2 separate regions of the Homo sapiens genome follow, and region 1 is linked to region 2. A link is a loop called in an ENCODE intact Hi-C map of the cell type or tissue named here. Cell type or tissue: Panc1. All regions are shown on one strand. Each heading gives the region's core, and the rest is flanking DNA. Links, peaks and the distances in the headings are about the cores only. Region 1 overlaps SLC6A6 (solute carrier family 6 member 6). Region 2 overlaps SLC6A6 (solute carrier family 6 member 6).

Region 1 (4,386 bases), core at 271-4,270, 44 kb after region 2:
AATGAGTCATATTTGCAAACAAGGCCTGCTCAGCCAATCTTCCCCTGCAGCTGTCGGAAAGAGGAGGCGGTGGAGAAAGGCTGCACGGCCCCGTGCTCTGGGCGGACGGGCCCTTTTATAATTGTTGCCTCTGCTAGTCTCCAGGGGAGAGCCATGGCCAATAAATGGCTGGCGTGCAGTCAAAAGGAAACGATTTGGCCCGCTAGGAGGACGTATTTACATCTCTGAGTGCCGGCTGGACGGCAGCAGGGCGGCCGACTCAAAACAGACGTCCAGGCAGTTCTTTTTTGGATCCCACCCTGGAGTGAATCATTACTATTCTTGGACAAGAATGCAGCTTACCTCGGAGTCTCCTCCCTCTGTATGAGACAGACGAGGAAGCTGGGGATGATGGGGCCCTTGCCAAGGCCAGCACCATGCCCGGCACATGAGGTGGCTGGCCCCAGGGTGGCATCAGTAAAAAGGAACCAGGTCCATGGCTGATTTCTATCTGAGTGATTTCAGGTGCATTCCTGAACTTGTCTCAGCCTCAGTTTCCCCATCAACCAAATGGGTATAATTAATTTACTCAATTAATGTCAGCTGAGCACCTATTAGGTACCAGGCACTGTTCAGTGATCAAGACAGACATAGACCCTGCCTTCTTGGGACTGACATTTTAGTGGGACAGGCAGACATTAAATAGATAGCACATGTACAATTATAATATAAAAGCAATAAGTGATGAGAAATAGGCTCAGGGCAGGGGAAGGACAGTGACCAGGGATGTTTTTTACAGAGGGTGGCCAGGAACAGCTGCCCTGGGGATGTGGCCTTTGAGCAGAGACCTGAAGGAAAGGAGCGAGGGAGTTTTGGAACAAGTGGCTGAGGGAAGCAGTTAGGTCCAAGGCCTTAAGGCAGGATCGCGTTCGACCTGTTCAGGGAATGGCCCAGATAGCAGCTAGGGTGGCTGAAGGAGGAGGAAGTGATGCTGCAGTCTGGGGGATGAGGGTAGGGCTTGGGCGCCCGCACCCGCAGCCTGCCCAGAACACTTCCCCTTTACACCCGTTCACCTGTGTGTTTACTAATTGGCACCCCCTCGCTCTTAAAAGTGAGTCTGAATGGCAGGGTCAGAAGGGCCGTGTTGGCCGGGGAGCGGGAGCCCTGGGAGGACGTGGAGCAGAGGAGGGATGTGGCCTGACATAGGTATTGATAGATTCCCTCTGACTTGTTGGGGCAGGAGTAGAGGGAGGAAGACCAACGAAGAGGCTGCTGGAAATCATCCTGGGGGCGTCAGGGGCCTGGACAGGGGCAGAGACTGTGCTGGGAGAGCTGTGTTAACACTGTGGGGAGCCTGTGCAGCTTCCTCCTGGGGTACTTAGGAGGCACAGGTGAGTGGCAGGGCGCCATGGCGTTCCCTCGGCACGACACTCTACAGTTTACTGAGCACGCCCTCACTGCTGGGTAGGGATTGGCTGGGATCCTGATCGGCTGCTTTCTGGCTGGGAAGACCCTGGAAGTCAGACACGGAAGGGACTGTGGAGGGGCCTGCCTGAGATTCAGCCTGCATGGCTGCCCGAGATGTCTTTGGAAAGAATGTCGGTTGCTCTGGCCCTGAGCCTGTGTCAGGCTGTGTTGTGACAAATCCTGATTGATGAGATACATTGGTTTCAGCCCTAGTATGTTCACGTGGCCCGTTATAAAGCTTTTCAAGAATTTAAAATAACTTTTATAAAGGTGATATGTGCACATTAAAAACATTGAAATAGTGCAAAAATACTTTGCAAAGTGCATCCCCCTCCCCCACACAGGCAGCAACTGCCACCAGCTTCTTGTGTGTCCTGCCAAAAATAGTGTGTGTGTATTCAAGTACAAATGTGTCTCTGTCTCCCTCCCTCTTTACACGGTAGGGAGCATGTCTCATGCACTGTTCTTCACCTTGCTTCTTTCCTGCATTTTGTCTCCAGGACCGAGCTCCTTAGTAGGACACAGAACTTTCCTGTTTTACACCGCTGCATTGTATTCCAGTGTGTGCCTGCTCCACAGTTTACAAGCTCCTCTTGATGGACATTTGAGTCATTTCCAATCTTTCACTCTACAGACAGCACTGCTTGAGGGGGGTACTATGTCTCTGGCCACCCATGCAGATGTAACTATAGGAGGTAATCCTAGGAATGGAATTGCCTGATCAAAGCAAACGTCCCTGGATGGCACCATGAGGTCCTACAAAGGGACTACCACCAGCAATGGAGAAGGAGGCGGAGGACTCATTTTCTTTGTTGTAGACTCCATAGCTGGTCAGCTGCCCCGAACAAGTCAGTGTGGCAGCCTCCCATCAGTATTGGGCACCACTGGTTTGACCAGCATGGTGGTAGGAGAAGGGCAGATGCTGTTAGATGAGCTGGCTGCAGGCTGGGTATGGTCAGAATCAGGGCTCTGGAGTATTAAGCTTCTCAGCCAGCTTGCCCTGAAGAATCAAAGGAAAGGCTGTCTTGTGACTGGGCATCTTATCAGCATATAAAGCCCTTGTCCTTGGGATGTCCAGGGTCTGGTGGGCAACACAGACATTTCCCCAGCGTGGGACAGGACAGCGGAAGACAGACAGGGGCTCTACAGTGAGTCTTCCAGAACCTCAGGGAGGCTTCCTTTGAGACGGAGGATAGTGCACCTGGTGGGCCTGGGAGATGGTGGAAAGGTGCTCTTCCTCCTCTCCTGGTGCTGCCCATTCACAAGGAAGTCTTGGGCCACTGCCCAGCCTGCCCTGGCTTTCACTGAAGGTGCTGAGCCCTGCAGAATGAGGAAAGGCTTTTTGTTTTAAAGCCGTGGCAGGCGCCAGATCCACATGCTTGGCAGGGCCCCAGCTGGGATGTGGTTGGCCGCCAGCCTGCCCTATAGGGATGCCCCCTGCCCCAAGGTGCCAGGTGATCCCAGCATATAGCAGAGGACTGAAGAGATTGTTAAATCAGCATATAGCAGAGGACTGAAGAGATTGTTAAAATTTAGGCTCTGTTTTCTCTTAAAACCAGACCAACAGTGTAGTGGAGTAGAGAGAGCACTGGTTTTGGAGTCAGACAGGTGTGGGCTTGGGGTGGCAGCTCTGTGTCACCTGCTGGCTCTGTGACCATGGGCAAGTGGACCCACCAAGCCTTCATTTTCCCTATCTGTAAAATGGGGTGAATGGCCTCTACTCCTGGGATCAGATGAGATAAACTGAAAAGGCCTTGGAAAGCAGGTGGTTGCTGGTAGCTTTTATTTCGTCCATCAGCATTATCATGTTGACATCCCTGGTGCCAGGGGGAGCCCACTGATGTCGCTGTGACCAGCAAGAAGAGGGCAAAGAAAAGCTGTCCTGTCTTATGGCTGTTAGTGGGAGTATTTCACGGATCGGTCCTACAGTGACATGTGAACTTGCTGTCCTCCCAGTTGAGTCCATTCATTCACTCATTCACTCAACAGGTCTTTATTGAGGTCCTCCAATGGGCCAGATGCTGTTCTAGGTGCTGGGAACACAGCAGTAAACTAAAGAAAGGCCTTGCTTGAATACCAGTTGAGAAGGGAATCTTGGATTTATTCAAAGTCCTTATGTTGAAGCTTCTCTAAAAAAAATAAAATAAAAATGATAAAGGGTCTAGCCTGGTGTGTGTTCCGAGAACCAGAGCCCTGACTGTGGGGGTAATCCCACGGACTGGCTGAAAGCTTGGGATGTTCCAGAATGCTTCCCCAAGAGCATCCTGGGCAGGAGCTGTTATTCTCATTTTACAAAAGGGGAAACTGAGGCACAGAGTCACACTTCACTCCCTGCCCCTCCTGCATGGGAGTGTGACCTTCAGACAGGGAGCTGACTCCCATTAGAAGGAAACTCAGCTTCTTCCAGGGGTTCGCAAACACCCTGGAGCATGCAGACCCTGTCTCTTGTGGCCAGCAGCCTGTGGTGGACAGGTAACCTGGGAGGCCCAGTGGGCAGGGCCGATGTCTCTGTTCTCAGCGTGGCTGTCCTCGATCACTGTTGCAGCAGTCAGAGCTCTGGGACCATGGGTGCCACTTCTGGGCATCAAGTTTCATGGCCTGGGCTGTCAGTACCCTGCATCGCCCTGGCCTGCTTTCAGATGCTGTCATCCATAAGAATGTCTGGGAGTAGGTACTTGTGTGCTTGTTTAGCAGGGCAGCAGGAATCAGCTCGGATTGGTGGGAGGCTTAAGTCTGGACTCCAAAGACCCACGCTCTGCCGTGTCATCCTGGGCAGGGTTGGTGACTGTCCCGTGCCAATTATCCTTAAAACCGTTTACCTGCCTCTCTCTGAGACCCTCAAAACCCTGGCAGGGCAGGGGAGGAAACCAGCATTGCTTAGGTGCCGGCTGTGTGCCTGAAACTTCCCTGGGCATCTGAACACCACAGTTAACATCTGCA
Region 2 (4,386 bases), core at 107-4,106:
GAGCCACTGACTTTGCGTGTCCTGTCTGATCACCCCCAGTGCTGCCAGCTCAGTAAATGAAATACCCCCACCCAGGACTTGCCCCGGAGGGTGCAGAGGAGCCGGCTGAGCCGATTCAGCATTCTGAGAAGGGAAGGAACTCATATTTATTGAGCATCCACGGTGCTTTATCCCCCTTCCTGTCTCAGAGATGAGTTCATCAGAAAAATGGGTGGCCCCAGCCCACACTCAGCTAGGAAAGGGTGGAAGGAGCGCTGGACCCAGAGTCCACCGGATGCCTCAGCCCATCCTCGTCCCACTGACCGCACGGCAAACGTTCATGAGTGCCTACTGTGTGCCAGGCACAGGGCCAGGGCCAAGAGGGCAGGGAGGAATACACAGCACCTGTGCTCAAGGAGGGAGGGGAGATCCCTATCAGGAGGAGGTTAGTGAACAGTCTAAGATGGTTTATGCCAAGGCAGGCCAAGGATCCAGTCTGGGAACGCCGCCTCAGGTCTGAGGGAGAGCAGCCCCAGGCTGTGGAGTGTGGGGACTTTGGGGTTGTGGGATCATCCAGTTAACCTTCTCTGCCCACCCACTTTATGGATGAGGACGCTGAGGCCCAAAGGAGGCACTTATCAACACAGGAAGATAAAGCCATCAAAAGAGCCATTGTTGGCCAGGCACACTGGCTCACGTCTGTAATCCCAGCACTTTGGGAGGCCCAGGCGGGCGGATCACGAGGTCAGGAGTTCGAGACCAGCCTGGCCAATATGGTGAAACCCCATTTCTACTAAAAATACAAAAATTAGTCAGGTGCAGTGGTGGGCACCTGTAATCCCAGCTGCTTGGGAGGCTGAGGCAGGAGAATCACTTGGGCAGAGGTTGCAGTGAGCCAACATCTCGCTACTGCCCTCCATCCTATGCGACAGAGTGAGACTCCATCTCAAAAAAAAAAAAAAAAAAAAAGCCATTGTTCACAGATGTGGCTCCCTGTGCTCCCCCCTCCCAGCCGCACCCATCATTCATTGCTTGTGTGAACCCCCCCTTGACAGGGAGGGATTTAAGGAAAGGGTTAATGCCTCCACCTCAAACCTTCGGTGATATTGTTCATGACTCTCACATCCTGGTTTTGTCACAAGTCACTGGAAAGTGGGTGGGAGGGCAAAACTGTATCAATTGCAAAGACTCCTTACAGTTTGGCTGCTCAGGAGACACCCCCAGAGCCCAGGATGGGGTTCCTGGAAAGCTCAAGAAGGAGCGTGGTGAGCAGCTCTGGCCACTGCATGGAATAGAACGTGGAAGGTAGGGAGAGGGCTGGTGGTCTCCAGGAGAAGGGTTGGGCTGGCAATGGAAGGCTTCCTCCCTCAGCAGGTATCTGAGCAGGCCTAGGCTGGAAGGCAGAGGGCTGAGCCCTCAGGGTTCTGCTCACATCGGGTCCTTGCCGACCCAGAGGCTCAGGACCACTTCTCTGCGTGGTCCCTCCTCATGCTGGGGTGCCCTGAGAGGCTCTTCCTTTCCAGGACTTTTCTTTGCACATAAATGCCAAGTGACTCACTGTCATGTTCCAGTGGAAAGTCCTTAACCCAAGGCTGCCAGTTGCTTGGTTGGAGGTGGAGGAGTGTGGTTGGCCAGCGATTTCAGCAGAGTCATGCTTACTGAGTGAAGGGTGCCGGAAGGGGGAGGTCCTAAGGGACATCCTCTCTTGCCCCAAGGCTAGTCAGCACCATGAGGGAAGACTCAGGTCATGATTTCAAGGACATTCATTCCTTCAGAGATGACACCTGGTGTTTCCTCTGCAGGTGGACATCACACCAGCCCAAGACAACAGCCTCCTCACTAGCCTCTGTGCCTCCTGGATACCTCTCTGTACCATCTGGGGACCAGCTCTCTGCATGTCACTCTCTTGCTCAAAAGCCTTCAGTGGTGGCTCCCTAGTGCTTTGTGAAATCAAGTCCAACCTCCTTAGCCTGGCATTGGAGGCCCTTCACGATCTGGCTCTTGGCCAGCGTTCACGCTCACCTACCACAACTTCTTTCCTTGTTTGTAGTCTGGCTGGTTTCTGCTCCTAGCTAGACCAAGCGTCCAGCTCTCTCAGCCCTGCCCATGCTGGTCCCTCAGCCCGCAAGGCCCTTCCTCCCATCACTCCTTATTCCCACTCTTAAGGGGCGAGCTTGGAGCTGCCTGCTCTGGGAAGCATTCCTTGAGCCTCTTAACAGTGCCTGGCACGTAGTAAGCACTCAAAAAAGATGACGTGAGTTAAAGTGGACTTCAGCTCGCCCTGCTCTGAGCCTTGTGGTCCTTTCCTCTGGCCTGAGCTCGGACCTTTATGGTCTTACCTTATACCCATGCACTTGACTGGGGACACATCAAGGGGAGGGATGGATGCTCCAGCATCCAGCCTAGGGGTGTGGCACACAGTTGTTGCTCAACATACAAATCAAGAGAGCCTAATTCCTTCTACTCTGAAATGGGAACCTATGGTTTGAACATCTGAGTGGCTCCAGGCTTGGAAATTATATTCACCTGTCACCATCCATCAATCCATCCATCCATCTCACAAATATTCACTTGTTCCAGGCCCTGTCCTAGGCCCTGGGGATGTGGCTGGTGAACAAGACAGACCAAACTGTACCCTCATGGAGCTGTCTGTCTGGCAGGGCTATGGACGTCAGACAAAAGATTACACATGCATGGCTAATGCCCTTTTAAAATCAAAGGCCCTGCATCAGGCACTGCAACACCAGGCTTAGAATACCCCTGTCCTCTGGCTTGCTCTGTGACCTAAGTGAGTCCTTTCTCCTCCCTGGCCCTGTAAGGGGTGGCCCAGATAGGTTTTGTGTTTAAGGGAAATACCTTCTGAATAAAGGGAGGAAAGACCATTCTATCCATTGTGGAAGCGCGTGCCACCACACGGGGTGCTGTTCCTGCGGGACTCCTTTAAGGATGCAGTCATCCTCTTGGTGGTTTTTCAAGATGTCCTAGCCCTGGCTCTGAAAGGAGGTGTCCCGATTTGGGGACAGGAGTTCCAGAGTTACTCTGAGCAGAGCTGTAGCAACAGGCTTTTAGTAAAGAACGTTGCCTCGAGGAACAATAATGTGGATTCCTCTTCTGCCACTGGTAGAATATCAATTAGAACAGACTTTTAAAAAAAGAAAAGCAAAAACTCGTCCAGGTGTGGTGGCTCACGCCTGTAATCCCAGTATTTTGGGAGACTGAGGCAGGTGGATTGCTTGAGCTCAGGAGTTCGAGACCAGCCTGGGCAACATGGCAAAACCCCATCTCTAAAAAAATGCAAAAATTCGCCGGGTGTGGTGGCACGCACCTGTAGTCCCAGCTATTTGGGAGGATGAGCCTGGTAGGCAGAGATTGTACTGAGCTGAGATCGTGCCACCGCACTCCAGCCTGGGTGACAACAGTGAGACAGCAGGCCTAAGTGGGGCCTGGGGCCCTGAATTTCTAACCAAATCCCAGGCACTGTGGACGGTGCTGGTCTGGGGACCACTCTTTGAGTCAAGGAGATAAATAGTGCAGTTGTGAGCCTCCTATACATTAAAAGCCAGATCCTGTGCTTCGTCAACTCCTCTTCTTAATCCTCACCAAAGACACCACTATTCCCATTTTGCACATGAAGACCCGAGGCCCTGCTGAGGGCAGGTAACTTGCCCAAGGTCACACAGCTGGGAGCCTGCCGGCATTCGTGCTGGGCCAGCGCCACCTTGGAAAGGTTGCTGTTGGGGAAGCCTTTCACTACTGAACAGTGTCCTCGCTCCAAAAGCCACAGGAGGCTTTTCAAGGCAGCCAAGTCGGATGTAAATCAGGGGAGAGCCCAGGGCTAGCCAGGCTGCTGACAGCAGGGCGGCCTGGGTCACTGTGTCCGGACAAGGCCCACAGCGGGATTTGGGGCTGGCATGATGCCTGGGAGTGGGGGAGCCACTGGGGATGCTCTGGGCGCCTGGAAAACCAGCCTGGAGCCTGCTGGAGCCCAAGGAAGCACCTTAGCCTCTGACAGCCTCCCCCATTATTTAAATACATTCCAGGGAACACAGCTGGCTGGAAGGGGCAGTGATGGGACCACAGGAGCTGGGACCTGCTGCTTCCGTTGTTTAAAGGCTGGTTCATCCCTGCAGCCACGCAGGCATTCTCCGTAATCGCCGTCTGCTTTGAGGACAGAGAGGTCGTGGTCTTCTGCTGGCTGGGGCTTTATTTTTGCACTGAGCACCTGTCCTCAGCAAACTGGGAAAAGTAGAACACGTAGTGACTCTGAGTCCTCAAAATGCTGTCCCTGGCCCAGCAGTATGGGCATCACGTGGGAGCCTGCAGAATGCAGAACCTCAGGCCCCACCCCAGACCTTCTCATTTAGACCTTGGGGGCAGGGCTCCGCATTCTGGGTTTTCAAGAGCCCT

What was found. Hi-C counts contacts between places; a loop is a spot of excess contacts. Peaks named below come from ENCODE experiments on the same cell type or tissue, not always from the same donor. Only the 100,000 strongest peaks of a DNase experiment are listed, where the experiment ranks them.
Region 1: it touches region 2 in a loop (2.3-fold over the local background); 84 of 110 quality-filtered maps call a loop at or near these places.

What each region holds. Positions count from the first base shown.
Region 1 is chr3:14,452,986-14,457,371 of GRCh38, forward strand. All of the region lies in intron 5 of SLC6A6 (solute carrier family 6 member 6), which reads left to right. Among named protein-coding and RNA genes, the nearest start is that of SLC6A6, 53 kb to the left of the region's middle. In Panc1, for the core only: no CTCF peak of the experiment used is centred there; no DNase peak of the experiment used is centred there; H3K27ac peaks cover 2,510 bases.
Region 2 is chr3:14,409,250-14,413,635 of GRCh38, forward strand. The region is part of intron 1 of SLC6A6 (solute carrier family 6 member 6); the gene reads left to right. Among named protein-coding and RNA genes, the nearest start is that of SLC6A6, 8.8 kb to the left of the region's middle. RefSeq lists enhancers at 1,063-2,262, 1,711-1,900. In Panc1, for the core only: no CTCF peak of the experiment used is centred there; a DNase peak (open chromatin) is centred at 1,652; H3K27ac peaks cover 1,115 bases.